2 separate regions of the Homo sapiens genome follow, and region 2 is linked to region 1. The links are chromatin loops, found by intact Hi-C in ENCODE. Cell type or tissue: IMR-90. All regions are shown on one strand.

The links. Hi-C counts contacts between places; a loop is a spot of excess contacts. Peaks named below come from ENCODE experiments on the same cell type or tissue, not always from the same donor. Only the 100,000 strongest peaks of a DNase experiment are listed, where the experiment ranks them.
Region 2: it touches region 1 in a loop (2.5-fold over the local background); 2 of 110 quality-filtered maps call a loop at or near these places.

What each region holds. Positions count from the first base shown.
Region 1 is chr15:87,345,548-87,353,547 of GRCh38, reverse strand. The region is part of intron 12 of LOC102724465 (a long non-coding RNA gene); the gene reads left to right. Among named protein-coding and RNA genes, the nearest start is that of LINC00052, 230 kb to the left of the region's middle. In IMR-90, no CTCF peak of the experiment used is centred here; a DNase peak (open chromatin) is centred at 4,597.
Region 2 is chr15:87,591,165-87,599,164 of GRCh38, reverse strand. The region is part of intron 1 of LOC102724465 (a long non-coding RNA gene); the gene reads left to right. It overlaps LOC124903579 (a long non-coding RNA gene), which reads right to left. Exons shown (of 2, transcript XR_007064794.1): 2 at 4,994-7,695. Among named protein-coding and RNA genes, the nearest start is that of LINC00052, 18 kb to the right of the region's middle. In IMR-90, no CTCF peak of the experiment used is centred here; no DNase peak of the experiment used is centred here.

The DNA.
Region 1 (8,000 bases):
TTAATCCCAGCTACTCGGGAGGCTGAGGCAGGAGAATCACTTGAGCCTGGGAGGTGGAGGTTGAGGTGAGCTGAGATCGCACCACCGCACTCCAGTCTGGGTGACCAAGTGAGACTCTGTCTCAAAACAAAACAAAAACAAACAAAAAACAGAAAAGAGGACATTGGGCCTAGAGGGCTCCAATGCCTTGGGTAGGCAAACAAGCCTATTGTAAACAGTTAAATGAAACTTACGCAGAGCCAATCAGAAACCACTAACTTACTTCTAAGTAAGGGACTTTCCACTCTAACCAATCAAAGCCTAGCCTTGCCCTTGCTTCTGTAAATATCTTATAAATGGTTTCTTCTCTACCTCTGCACACCATATCCCCCCATGGAGTGCTGAACTGCCTACAATGGAGTCCTGCCTGATTGGTGAATTTACGAATGCTCAAAAAACTCATTAAAATTTTAATGTGCCTAAGTTTATCTTGGAACAGTTCTAGAGAGTCATCTATTTCAATTGATACTTTCTTCAGAATCTGTTTTGTCCTTGGCCTGCCCTGAGATCCATTCCTACGTTTTTCCTGACCTTCCTTCTACACGCTTGCATTATTTTGGCCTTTCAGGCTGAGATAGCCATGGGGAGGGACTTCTGGGAGCCTGGAGTAGGGAAGAAGGAAGCCAGGGGATTGTGGCCCCTGCTCTCTGGGGAAAGCAACTCAGCAGTGACCACCTCTTCTTGAACTCCTCAGGGGCTTCACTTTCCTCCTGACAAACCCTAGGCTCAGTGATCCCAGCTGCTGGACTCTGGAATACATCTTCTCCCTTTCCCTTCAGCCAGGGGTGGCACTTGCTACCTGCCTGTCACTAGATTTTAGATTGCTTCAAGTCCTATGTTAGCTTCAAAACATTTCCATCACCCATGTAACAAATTTCCTTCAACGTGGTTCCCTTAGATTTAAATTCAAATTTTTATTTTTATTTTGAGGTTAGAGTCTGTCCTACCATGTTGTCATCAAGTCCCGTTCATTTTGACTGATTTACTCTCACATCCTTATTGCCAGTCCCATAGCATGAGTGCCTTCCGAAGCAGGTAACCTTCCCAGCAACAACAGGGCCAGTGCCTGCCCCACTGGCCCTGCAGAGGCCCTTGATATAGCATTTTCCCAAGCCCTGCATTCATCATCTGTTCCAGAGCCTAACGTAATCAACACATAGCTGGCATTCATTGAACACTTTCTTTAAAGTGCCATTCACTCTGTTCGCACACTAAGGGCATTACAGACGTGATCTCATCTAATCCTTACAGCAACCCAACCAGCAAGTTGCTTTTGCTGTTGTCTTTTCCAGATGCGCAGAGGTTGTAGTTCTGCTCCCCTCCCCGTCAGGTTTGTGCTTTTTGCTATTCTCTACCAAGTCATGCATGTGTTCACCTCTGCTCCTTTGCATAGCATTCTCCATTTCTAAAGCTCGCTCCTTGGCACTAACCTCATTTAAATCAAACACATTTCTCTCTAAGTCCCTTTCTCTATGAAGCTTTCTACCTCGGAGAACCTTAACTCTGAACTTTAAGAGCAATGGTTCATACATTTGTTTTGCCAGAAAATATTAGATTCAACTGAAAACTTCCCTGGAAGTGACAAGTGGATAAAAAGCACTCCTCTGCTTTAAAAAGTCTCTCTCTCCAGTGAGGGACTGCATAGAATGGATTTTGAAAATAACTTTTAGGACCACAGATTCTCTAGGTCAAAGCTCTATAGCTGTGGACTTATGAGATATGTTACAAGTAATTTACTACTAATTAAACTTTCCATATCAAAGTTTGAAAATGATTTACTCCGCCATGCTTTTTAAAAACCTTCTTACAAATTGGGATAGATGTGGAGGTATATATCTTGCACGTGTTTTTCCTTTATTTAGCAAATTTAGAGACAGTGTTCTGAACTTGTCTCCTCATTGCTCCTTAAACAGAGCTCTGTGTAACAGATGCTGAGTACTAAATGCTTTTTTTGGAAAAGAACAGTCTGGGGGTCATTGTGGACACTTGCTGCTTTTGGCTGTCTAGCCTTCACTCCTTTTGCTTGGTGTCAGCCCACTCTCATCTCTTTGGGGGAACTTGCTTTCCCTCTTGTGTGTAGTGTTGGTGGGACATCAAATCAGGGTTCTCTGCCCAACACCAGTCAAGGAAGACTCATGTGATCTAAGCCAGGCTAACTGGGTGCTCTCACTGAGGAGAGTAACCACTGGTTAGAAAGAATGGAGTTCTTTTAATACTTATCAAATAGCTCCTTCTATCTCGACCCTGGGCCCGCCTTGATTCCTGTCCCCTTTTATTTTCTGGTTAAGTAGGCTTTCAGTTCTGAGAATTACCTGTTCCCATTCCAGTAAGTTTCTTTTGTCATAAGTTATAACCAGAGACTTTCCCTGTTGCTTACAACCAAATAACCTTAACAAGTAACGTAACTATCTTATAGATTCCAGCTTTAAGTGCCCCAGCAAAGACAAATCTGCTCACAACATGAGAAGGGCAGTGAAATCCTAGAATCCAGCTTGTTTTAATCCAGATGACTTGATATTTTAATCCAAAGATATTTGCTGGGGAACTGAAGCAGTGCACAACCATTTTTTTGCCATGTAAATCTGCACAACCATATGTAGCAGCATGGAAAGTCCCCTCCATTATTGAAGGCAGCTTGGATTTAATCCAATTCAATGATGTAGATACTGGAGTACGCATCCCCAGAAAAGGTGTGAAAGAGAGTAGGTCCAAAATATATGTCCCAGTTGGAAGTGGAAAACTTGGCTGAGTTTTGGAGCATACTCCTCTGAGTAGGAAACTTCCAAAGTTAGATTATGATGGTCCTGTTGTAACAGCACAAGAGAGGGAAATTGAGCCTTGGGAACCTGTATCAGCAATGTGGCATTTTTGGTGGATTTCCCTTCTGAACCTCTATTCCCTTCTCCACCTACAAGATTACCATATACAGATGGTCTTGATTACTTGCCACACTGGGGAATGCATTGGGAGAGTAAATTGATGGAAAAGCAAGTTCCTCCAAAAGATTATTGTGTTGGCCTGCATGGCACACACTCAATGATGGTTATTAGTTAACCCTGAGCACCAGCAATCTGTTCTGCTTAACTCCACCAATGGGGGCAGATGGGGCAGATGAGCCCATCCTGAAGGAAGACTTGTCCCAGAATTGATATTTCCCATTAAGGAAGGAGAGGGAATGGGTTTTCTGTGTGACTGAGGGAAGCTTCTGGCTTGTGGACCTTTTACCAGAATGATGTGCAACTAGAAACCACAAGGTTTAGCTCACAGCCTCAGACCAGGTCATCTAGAAGATTTTACTGAACTTTCTGAGATTACCAAGGACACTTGTCTGTGTGTGGCATCTAGGGGAGTCATGAACTTGCCTGTTCTCTCCAATGTTGGCTTTTTTTTTTTTTTTAATGTCATTAAGTCTCCAAATGATGTCTCTGAGTCCATTTCCACTTAGATAGGATTATCCATTCATATGGTCAATGTGTCTTGTTTTAGGCTGAGCTTCTCATGCGTGAAATTTGTTGTCTTCCTTTTAAGGTGTTTACTGCCTCAGTGACCTTTACATTTGACAAAAAGGTTTTTTAATCCACCAGACTGTTGCTTTTCTAAGTGGTTTCTCCTCTGACTGGCATCACTGAGTGGACTTTCCCTGTTTACAGGAACTATTAAGACATTTTGTCTTTTGTGTCAAATCAAAACTGTGCTTTTATTCACCTTTACTTTTTTAAGTTTGCTTTAAGTGACAATGCATGCACTTACCTAAGATAATCAATCACATCAGTATATGTGAAGCATGACCACAATACGTTAACAGTAGATGCAGAATTCCATTCATTTCTCCTGTTCTCTCAGAGCGTGGATGAGAACAGTTCAGAGTTAAAAGGTAATAATAGATTAAAATTCCTCCTAAGGCTGTGAAGACCAGGACTGGATGATATATAAACTGACTTATAGATTATTCCAGTTTTAGTGGGTGGGTATTGGCATTGAGGCCTTTGCTCCAAACCCTCATCGGACATAAAGAGGTTTGGTTTCAGATCTCCCAACAGAACAGAGAAAACACCAGTGACTACTAAAGTGGATTGTGCTTTTTGCCTATGGCCCGTTACCATGGGCAACCAACACTCTGTGGAGGACTTGTGTATTGCAGAGAGTGCTAACATCTCTTTAAAAAACAGTTTAGTGCAAACATTTAGGATGTGTGGCCTGGCTTTACCATTCACTCCTTGTGTAATTTTGAACAAGTCACTTCATTTCATTTCTCCAGGATGACATGTATCATCAACTACCAGGAGGTTTGAGCAATGTAATATATAAAAGAATTCTCTACATTTTAAAGCTCTAAGTATAGGCTATTTTTGATACTATCATTTAGATCGTACCTAAGTTAAGAAAAAATAAATTCATTATCTCACAAATGAGCTTCTCTTCACTAACATCTGTTGACAGCCTCCTGAAGGCCAGGCACTCTGCTAGGCATTTGACACTTGTTTATTTTTACCGACAACACATGAGATAGTGTTATCTCCATGTTTACATTGGGGGAATCTTATGATCTGAGAGGAAACGTGAGTCACCCACGGTTACACAGTGATGGAGCTTAGATTGAACACAGGTTTCTCTGACCCTATAGCCTAAGCGTTGTTTGTTGGTTTGCTTGCTTTTAACATGAAAAGCATGTAATCCAGACATGGAAACAGTTGTCTCCTCCATTCTATCGCAAGCATCTTGTGATCTTTCTGGATTTGATCAGCAGCACTTGAGAAAGCATCAGCTTGTTATTTCATTAGCTCAGATGAGTAAAAAACACCACCCTGTGACAGTATTAAGGATAACGCTGCCATGATAATGCAGCCAAACACGATCAAAAACAACTACATTATCAAAAAAATCACTTTTAACTACAAATTGTGACTAATTAGACTTTGAATATAAAATCAAACGAAAATGCATGAAGGCTCAATTTTCCAGACAGCTGACAGTCTGACCCTTTTAGGAGTGTGAATGAAAATTATTTTTTAATTCACATGCCTAATCATTTTCCATCATTTTGAGGTAATTGGCTTTGTCTATGAGGGGGTGTTGTGGGGTGCTACTCTGCTCCATGGCTAGTTACAGCTGGCACGTTTAACCACAGGGAGCTTTGGAGGCATGCTCTATGCTAGCTTGGGGATTCCCCCATCTCAGAATCATCAGAGGGAGAAGTTCACAGTCCCATTTGTTTGTGTATGTTTATTTCTTTTTCTGATAAACAGAACTGTTTGGTTTCATTAGTGAGTCTTTTGAGAGTTGCTCCTCTCACCATGCAACTTTGTCCCCCCATGTATAGGAAAGACAGAAAGCAGGATCTGTTCCTTCTCTTGTCTCCACTAGGGACAACACTCTTTTCCTGGCTGTGTGTGAGGACGGTCTATCTCTTGTTTAGTCTGTTCCTCAGTTCTTCAGGAACCAAGAAGGGGCCAGGACATAGGTTACCCTTGCTCATAATGCCAACGAGAATTGGAAGCATCATTCTATGCTCTATGCCCAAGAGTATAATTGCAAGGGACTGTGAAACTATGGTTTGTGGTTTCTCTTTAATCCAAACACTCTTTCTCAATACATCTTTTATAGGGACACCAAGCTGGAGCCATCTGTTTGGCCCCTTTTTCCTGGTCTCTCAGGTCCTGGGGTAATTCTGAAGAGTGATGTGACTGCAAAACATGTATGGTTGTTTTCTGCTGGTATCAATTGATTTTTCTAGAATAACTTTGATGTATTCTTTGAGGTCAAGATCACCTTGCCTCCACTGCCACCACTGCCACCAGGGCAATAGAAAGGAATGAAATGGATAAACAGTTCCAAAAGCACAATTCTGTCACAGCTGGGTTTCCAACCTGATATCAGGAACACCTTTGGCCTGGGGCAAGGTGTTGGGGACTGCTAGCTGTCCTCCTTGTCTTTTACCCTTGGTTCTCAGATGATTCATTGCAGTAACTGTTTTGGGCAGTGTGGTCATTATATGATATTGAGTCTTCTGTTGAAGAGCATGAGTTGTCTTTCCACTTGTGTCCTCTTCAATTTCTTTCATCAATGTTTTCTGGTTTTCCTTGCGAAGATCTTTCCCCTCCTCAGTGAAATTTATTCCTAGGTATTTTTGTAGCCACTAGAAATGGGAATAACTCCTTGATTTCTTTTTCAAGTGTTTTATTACTGATGTATAGAAATGCTACTGATTTCATGCATTGATTTTGTATCCTGCATCTTTACTGAATTTATCAGCTCGAAGAGTTTTTTGGTGGAGTCTTTTAATCTTTCTGAATATAAGAGCATGTCATCTGCAAAGAGGCACAATTTGACTTCCTCTTTTCTCATGTGGATGCCTTTTATTTCTTTATCTTGCCTGATTGCTCTGGCAAGGACTTCCAGTACTACAATTAATGAGAGAAAGGCACAGCGAGTTTTCATATGCCCCTGCCTTCCCACGTGCATGGCTTCCCCCATAATCAACATCCCTCCCCAGAATAATACATTATTACAATTAATTAATCTACACTGACACATCATTATCATCCAAAGTACATAGTTTACGTTAGGGTTCACTCTTGGTGTTTTACATTCTGCAGGATAGGACAAATACGTAATGATATGTGTCTAGCATTATAGTGTCATATAGAGCTTAATATTTTTTTGAATTTGATAATATATCTTTTTAACAATATATATTTCCCACACCAGTGCACATTAATCTAACTCAATTTTAAGCTATAGGAGTGTACTCAACTATAATTTGTATTTATTTCCTCTATTTGGACATTTTGATTGATTTTGAATTTTTTGTGATTACAGACAAGGCTGCGGTCAGCATCCTTGTATAAATATTGCGGTGTGTATGTGTACATCTTTGTGAACAAATACTTCTTGGACATATACCAAAGAGTGAAGTTGATAAATTAAGATTATTTAAATTTTAAAGGATATTGCCAAATTGCCCACCAAAACAGCTGTGTAAATTGATACTCCTATGAGCAGTGTACAAGATTATCCACATTCTCATACTCTTATCAAAACTTGATGTTATCAAACATCTATAATTTTTGACAACCTTGTGAGGAATAGTGTCTCACTAATGCTTTAGTTTTACTTTCCTGGTGATTAGTAATGTTGACTATATTTTTATAGCTTCTTGGCCATGGGATTTTTTTTTAATTTTCTTTGCTTATATCCTTTGTTTGTACTTCTATTCAGTCTTTCTGATTCTTGACACTTGCCTCAAGTGAACAATCATCTGATTGACCGTAATCTCTAATTAACAGCATGGCAAAGGATATGGGATTTGAAGTCAGCCATATCTAGTTTCAAATCTGAGTCATGCCCCTCCTGAGGTCTGTAACTGCAGCAAATTATACTTATGCCTGTCTGCTTTCCTGTTGATCACATGGGGAAAATAATGCCTACCTTATAAGGTGGGTGTGTGTGTGTGCACATATGTGTTAAGATGAATATATATGTGAAATGGGCAATTGGTCATTTTGACCTACCCAATAGAGTTATCGAGTCTGCCCAGTTTTATATCACAATCTTGCCAGATTCCCAACTTTGTCTCTTCAGCTCTTGATTTAGTGTTTACCCTATACCCACAGCAATGGGGGCAGCTGACTCACATTTGTTAAATAAGTTTCAGGGCTGAAGCTTGATACAGTTGAATCCTGTATAATTATTCTTTCTCTGCTTGGATTCTGAACCTCAGGTCTGGTTGGTCCTCTGAAGTCACCACATCTGCATGCCTCTTCCTTCTGTATGTACCCACCTCCATTGGGCTCTGCTGTGTGAATATAATGCTGTGCAATGGAGCTATCATCTTAGCCTGATGCCCCAGTCTCCCCCACTTCCATTGCTCTTTCTTGAGTCAAGACTCGACCTGGCATTTTTGGATTCACAAGCCCACGTTTTGAACTACTGCTAAGAGCTCTACAAATATCATTCCTAGG
Region 2 (8,000 bases), 250 kb before region 1:
ACATCAAATATTTAAAATCCATAAGTTCTTAATGATACAGAAACAAAAATCACATTGGCCTCCTTTGGAGGATGCTAGAAAAACATGATTCTGAAAGCTGGTGAAAATAAGGCATATAAGCATCTGTCTACTTTTTCTGTTTAAGTTTTACCTCAAAGTAATCAAGTGCTTGATAAGGAACATTTTCTCTTTTAGAATTTAATAACAAATAGGCAAAAAAGAAATAACACTGTTACAATATTACTAGTTTGTAACCCTGAATAAATAAAGGATGAATGCAGTGCTTCTTGATGTCTTTTAAGAGCATCAAGTGAAAAGTGAGGAAGAAATTCGTGATAGACCAGTGTGACAATATCTGTATCCACTGTTCAACCTTAACATAAAGGAGAATAAATCAGACATTAAGCACCTTCCCATGAAAGTATATAAACCATCTATGAAGTATTCTCCCAAAAAAAAAGAATCTTATCAAGGATCTAAATCTAATTGCCAGTTTATGAGACATGTAGAAGTCAAAGAAATACATTAAACAACAGGACATATTCAGCAAAATCTAGAATGTGGGAAAATCTACAATAATAATAACCTGGTTTCTTCAAAAATAAATTTAAAGAAAGTTCAAAAAGCAAAAGAGAAATCTCTAGGTGATCAAATCTTAGGAGACATCAAAGAAACCCAATGCATGGAGCTTGTGTGAATACTAATTTCAAAAAGAATTGTAAAAACAAATTATGAGACAATAAAGGAAATCTCAGTGCTGATTAGATATTTGTTGCTGTTAAGGAATTATTGTTAAGTTTTTCAGATGTGAAAATGGCAATATGCTTATGTTTTTAACATAATGTGTCTCTAAAAGTTTTGAACAATATGTGTGGATTAGTATTTGCCTCTCACTAATTCAATAGTAGGAAAAAATGAGTATAGAAAAAGCAAGAAGCAAGATATGCCATGAGCTGAAGTTTTTTGACAGACAGTCACTCTACTTTTCTATTGTTGCCATTTTTGTATATGTTAAATGTGTGTCCAGAAGGCTTTACTTCCTCTACTGCTAACCTTCTGGTACAGTCTACCTTCATTTCTAACTGGAAGCATTGTAGCATAATCCTAACTGGTCTATCTCCTGGCTTCGACCTTTACCCTTCTTCCATCTCCTTGCATCTGTCTGCAACACAGGAGTCATGACAATCGCTTTAATACCCAAGTCAGATCCTGTTGTTTGTTTCTCTGCTCAAGACAGTGCTTTATATCACTAGGAGTAAAAGTGAAAGTCCTTACACCAGCCTATAGGGACTCTGCTCTGCACCATTGGCCTCTGGTAACCCTCTGATTGGCTCACTGCCTTTTCATCTCCTTCCTTATCTGATGCCACAGTCCTTCATTTGCAACATTTGTTTTGGCCTTTCCTGTTTGCAGATCACTCTCTCAGACTGGAGAAAGGGTAAGAAGAGGTGTATACAGATTTCTGCCAGGGTCCTCTTATAGGTTAATAATATACCATCTCCATCCAAGTAGATGCTTGTAACTCCCTGGTTCAATTGCCTTCACCAAATGAAGCTTCAAAGTTTCTGTTGTCTGGTTGTGGCATTTTTGACAGTATCAGTTTGCTGTGGTTTGGCCCCAACACCACATCCTCATGGGGTTGTTGTACTCCTGTTTTATGTGTCTCTTAGCTCATACATCCTTTTGCCCATGTTTTTATCTTTGGCCTTTTGCAATCTGAGCTTGTCAGAGAGCCTCTGTGAAATGACACTTGTTACTTTAACAGCATTTTTTTATCTCATTAGAATTGTTCATAATTGTCTCATCACAATTTCTCTTCTTGGAAATCCCTATTTAATGCCATCCATGTGCTCCCATGGATTCTCTGACCGTGGGAGATTTGCTACCATTTGTTCGAACTCTGAAGTTTCAAACCCAAGACAAAGAATTAAATATTGTTTTGAGTACGTGCTGTGTGCCAGGCACTGTGCTGGATTTGTCACATGCACCATTTCATTTAGTTCTAAGGATAGTTATAGTAACAAACAGAATCATTTGTATTTCCTTTAAAATCAACAACAAAAGGAAATTTGGAGTCTGCCAGTAAATGACTGAAGCTGATGTATAAACCAAGCAGTAGAATCAGAATTCGGATTCAAATCTGGGCTCCAAGATGCAGATCATTAAGTGGTACACTTGAAGAATGTATTTCCTCTCTGTTTCAAAAAGAAGTTAAAACTTACTTTTCCCCCGATCTTGTCTCTTCTACTTCACCAGGTATGTCTTCCCATCAGTCAGCCCAGAATCGTAATTCCTCTATTTTTCTCATCCCCACTATTTCATTGATTCTTCTGATAAAATAAGTGAATTATCAATGATGTAGCACAAGGACTTACAAGATACCCCCCCACCCCACCTTTTTTTTTTTTTTGCAGAAATGGTCTTCTAGCCACTCATGGACAGTGAAAATACCTTCTTACTCCTTTATGTCTATTTGATAATGTATATTAAGAAGGAATAAGCTATATCTTTAGACTATGTGGGAGCATAGAATACTTGCATGGTATTGTATTTGTTCTCCCTTGTTTAAAAATAGAATCTAAGGCCAGGCGTGGTGGCTCACGCCTGTAATCCTAGCACTTTGGGAGGCAGAGGTGGATGGATCACCTGAGGTCAGGAGTTCGAGACCAGCCGGGCCAACATGGCTAAACCCCAACTCTGCTAAAAGTACAAAAATTAGCTGGGCGTGATGGCGGTCACCTGTAATCCCAGCTGCCTGGGGGGCTGAGGCTGGAGAATCCCTTGAACCCAAGAGGTGGAGGTTGCAGTGACCCAAGATTGTTTTATTGCACCCCAGCCTGGGTGACAAGAGCAAACTCCATCTCAAAAAAAAAAAAAAAAAAAAAAAAAAGAATATAAGCCCTCTCCCTCTCCACTGGGCTCTGTTTTTTCACCATGGATCTCTACTCTGTGGCATACTCTTTAGCTGCATACTCTTACTACCTCTTAAATGAGAATAGACATATCACAATTTTCAGTTAGTTTTTATTCTAAAACAGATTCTGAAGCTGCTGTCTTTAGAGTTATGTAGTGGAAAGAGTGCTGAACTCAGACAATCTGAATGCAGTGATAGTAGCTAATATTTATTGAGCACACACTATATGCCACACACAGCTCTAAGTGCTTTTCATCGATTATCTTATTTGAACCCCACAACAACCTATGAAGTAAGAAACTATTTTGTAGGTGAAGAACTGGATGGGTAGAGGGGCCAGGTAATGTTCCCAGTGTTGCATAGTAAGGAGTAGTAAAGCTAAGATCAGTGCTCTGTGGTCCAAAGCCAAAAGCTGAGCTCTTATCCACCTCTCTATTCTGTACTTCCTAGCTCAGTTATCACTAGTCTGATCCCTGGGGCAAATCACTTAACTTCTTTGATACTCTGTAAATGTCGACAATAACAATTTTCTCATCAATGAATATAAAAACTTTCAGTACACTGAAAGTCCTTTATAATCATAATGGATTACCATCACATGAAATTGACAATACCAATAATAACAATTGCAACACTTATTCGAGATATATTATGTCTCACCATTATCTATAGTATTTCAGAGCTCATTTAATTATCACATGGACTGTTTGGAGAAGATAGTGTTAGTCTTACAATTTTAAAGACAAGAAAAATAGATAAGAATGTGTAACATAATTTATAAAATTACATGCAGAAATACACATGCTTTGTGGATGTCCTATTTCTGACCATAAACCTTTAGAAAACCCCCAGTGGAGGCAAATAGTGTTGGCTCTTTCTTGGTGTTTGGATGATGCCATACACCCATGATTTCATTTTTTTCCATATGGGTCATGTCAGCAGGTGAGAGAGTCAGTGACAGGTGCCTCTTTCCCTACCCACCCGCCAATCCACAAAGCAATATGTGACTACACACAATTGTCTCTTAAAGAGTCAGGCACATGCACTGTCATCTCTCCAGGAAGTTTTTCAGCCTTGTCAGAGCACACTTTCAGTGACAAGACATAATGGACTTGGGGTTTCATTAAGTGCCAGAGAGCTCTGTGAAAAATGTGTAGACTTTTGTCTGAGCAAGAGCGATTTCAGACAGGAGGTAAGATTTACTTGACCAATAGAATGGATTAGAATACTTTTAGAATGAGGCCTTGTCCCTAGCCTTTTTTTGTTTCTTCTGTGCCATGAGGAAATACCCCTAAGGCCCCAGAATTAAAGAGGCAGGGAGGATGAGCAGGAAGGTATGGTCAGGGGACACAGCTCATGCAAGGAGGGTTCCAGCCCTCAATGGAAGGCTTTTTGGTCTCCCAGAGAAAGGGGATAACTTAAGATAAGCAGCTCAGTATGGTTAAGCATAAGGCACATGCTTTCCCACCTCTCAAAGTACAGATGGCCAAGAGGGATTTCCAGTTTTCTGGCAAGACCTGGTAACACCTTATCCGATCCTCCTGGAGGCAGGGAAGTAAAAGGTAGGGAAAACTTTGGCATATGTCCAGTGGAAGTCATGTACAGGGGAAAGCACAGTTAGAAGAGTCCATGCATGTGTGTTTACAGGAAATGATCATTTTCTCACTGTGAAGGAAACATACAAATAGTACCTCCTACCTAGGGTCTGTCTGTAAACTTTCTTCACCTTTATCTACTACTCATTCATTCAAGTCATTCGATCATTTGACAAACTATTTTCATCTCAGGTCTTCTGTATGAGCCCTGCTCTAAGTCCCTCCACATTATTGGCTTCTTTTACATGCCTGCTGTTCCTTATATAAGTCCTGATTATAGTACTCATGACCTGGTACTCTATTGATTGATAATTTACATGCCTGCCTGATTCTTTGGGCTGTGAAACCCTGAATACTACAGAAGTCATCTTTTATTCTGTATTTCAAGCACCTGGCCATGCCTGGCATCTAATAGGTTTGTCACTCAGTTGAGTTGAATAAATATTCATTTTGAAAGTCCCTTAGATACCACAGCTTGTGAGTGTTAGGGTAAAATTGCTTTCACAGTTTATTCCTAAATTCATTGGTTAGATCAGCACACACCTTTAAGGGGCAGGTCCCAGGATTCATCTCTTTCTTTTTTTTATTTACTTTTAATTTTTTTAAATATATATATTTGTTACTATACTTTAAGTTCTAGGGTACATGTGCACAACGTGCAGGTTTGTTACATATGTATACATGTGCCATGTTGGTGTGCTGCACCCATTAACTCGTCATTTACATTAGGTATATCTCCTAATGCTATCCCTCCCCCCTCCCCCCACCCCACAACAGGCCCTGGTGTGTGATGTTCCCCTTCCTGTGTCCAAGTGTTCTCATTGTTCAATTCCCACCTGTGAGTGAGAACATGTGGTGTTTGTTTTTTTGTCCTTGTGATAGTTTGCTGAGAATGATGGTTTCCAGCTTCATCCATGTCCCTACAAAGGACATGCACTCATCATTTTTTATGGCTGCATAGTATTCCATGGTGTATATGTGCCACATTTTCTTAATCCAGTCTATCATTGTTGGACATTTAGGTTGGTTCCAAGTTTTTGCTATTGTGAGTAGTGCTGCAATAAACATACATGTGCATGTGTCTTCATAGCAGCATGTTTTATAATCCTCTGGGTATATACCCAGTAATGGGATGGCTGGGTCCAATGGTATTTCTAGTTCTAGATCCCTGAGGAATCGCCACACTGTCTTCCACAATGGTTGAACTAGTTTACACTCCCACCAACAGTGTAAAAGTGTTCCTATTTCTCCACAACCTCTCCAGCACCTGTTGTTTCTTGACTTTCTAATGATCGCCATTCTATCTGGTGTGAGATGATATCTCAAAAGAAGACATTTGTGCAGCCAACAGATGCATGAAAAAAATGCTCATCATCACTGGCCATCAGAGAAATGCAAATCACCTCTTTCTTGATAGTCTCTGGAAGGGTCTCAAGTTGTCACTCTTGCGCCTGCCCGCGTGGCTTCCTCCTTGTCCACTGCCTCTGCTTTGTTGCTGCAGGCTAGCAGTGAAAGCCCAAGTTTCAGGTAGATGCAGATGACAGCAGGAGAGGGGAGGAAGAAGCAGAGTGCTAACTATCCCTGCTTGTTCTCTTTCACTCTTCCCACCATCTTCTTCCCTTTCACTGTTGCCAGTGGGGTGGAGGCTCGGGTCTTCAGTGGGCCCTGTCAGTACCAGGAAGCCAGGAGGAAGTAAAGTGAGACTAGCCCTGCCTTGCACCACCTTGGCCTGTTCTGTTGGTGCTAGATGAGGGTGAAGGCACAGCTCAACTCACTAATGCCCAGGGTAAAGAGGGCATGGAGCCCTGACTTGAATTGTCATGTTCAGTCTTATAGGTAGGTGGATCCCATTGATTCTACACTGGTGTGGGAATTAGTGTGCCTTTGTCTGTTTATATGGGGTCAGGGATGGGAGTGGAATAGAAGCTCAGCTCCTCTTGGTCCTGTCGACGGACTGTAGTTTTTTTATTGGAGTGTGGCTTGAGCAGGGCAGGTACTGCCATAATGGTTTTCTGTGATTAGATGACCCTTTTTCTGATCCTTTGGCTGAGGGAAACAGGATTTTCTTGAAGCTTTTTTGTCTGTGTCTGTGAATGGCTCTGACTTGGAGGGTTCTGCAGTGCCCTGTACAGGGTATAGGAGAGGCAAAGAAGACACCCAGGGAACTCACCACCTTGTTGCTCCTCAGGTCGAGAGCATTAGGCAGTCTGCCTTATTCTGTGCCCCTTAATGGTTTTCTGGTTGTAAGAGAGAGGCAATGGGGAAATGGAAATACTTCTTGGCCAGAACTAGTACTCATCCTAATGTCTAACAAATAAATGTAACAACTTGAAATTATGGCTCAACCTTGCAAACTACTATAAGCAATGTGAGCAAAGACTATCAGTCCAATTTCCTTGCAGTTCTAATTGTCGTGGGTCCACTGTCCTAGCATCCTACAAGATCTGGCCTCCTTGAGGGCAGATTCTGTGTTTTACTTATCTCTGGATTCTCCTGTCTAGCACTGTGCTGGGGAGGCCCAAGCCATTGGTTTTGAATGAATAAAAACAAAGCCTCCTTTAGCCACACTAGAAAAGGCTGCGTGTTAGCTACATTTCCTGATGTGCTTTTCCAGTCGAGAATCTAGATCGATTCTAACCTTCTTTGGTCCCCAGTGGATGTGCTACCTGGAGGCAAACAGGATATGCAGCTTCCTGCAGGTGACTGGGGACCCTGAAGCTGGCACACTCCGTAGGTGGCTCCAGGCTGCTGCATAGCATTGCATCCTGCCACACAGTCCTCCAAGTCCTTCAGGGGTGTGGTGTGGTTAACTCAGCAGGCAGAACAGCCTGACCCAACCCATCTGGTTATTATCCATATGAGGACAATTGGAGCCTCTTCTAATATCAGTGGCCATAGGGGGCCTGGAAGGCAATTTGCAGGTGGTGGGCCCCTGGCTGTAGTGTCACAGTTGTTGACAATAGACGCCACCAGGGGGTTGCCTTTCTAGGAGAGAGGAGGCAGAGAAGGAGAGAACCCAAGACAGTGATGGAGAGACAGGAAGGCAGAGAATGATAGGCCATGACAGAAAGACAGAGCAAGGAGGAAAGAGACAGAAGATGTTTTTCTTTCATCTTACCTTTTCTCCAGTGGGCTCTCTAGACCGCTCTGGGTGCTTTTGTCCTTCTCAGCATGAAATATATTTGGCTGCCCAGGAATAAAACATCAAAACCTACCATATAATTAGTTGTAGGAAATATTGATGGAACACCAGGAGCATTCTAGATGCTGTTGTGAGCCAAGGGAGGAGCCACTCTCCTATCCAGAGGGGCTGCTGCTATACTGGGCAGGGACGGGCTGTAGGGAGCAAGGGCCAGTTACATGCAGGCTAATACTTCTGAGACCTGAGTGACAGTATTTACTCCACTACTACTTGAGTCAGTGAGGCTATTATTAGCATTAAATAGGCAACATTAGAGGGGAAGAATGGAAACCACAGAAGGCCTGGTTTC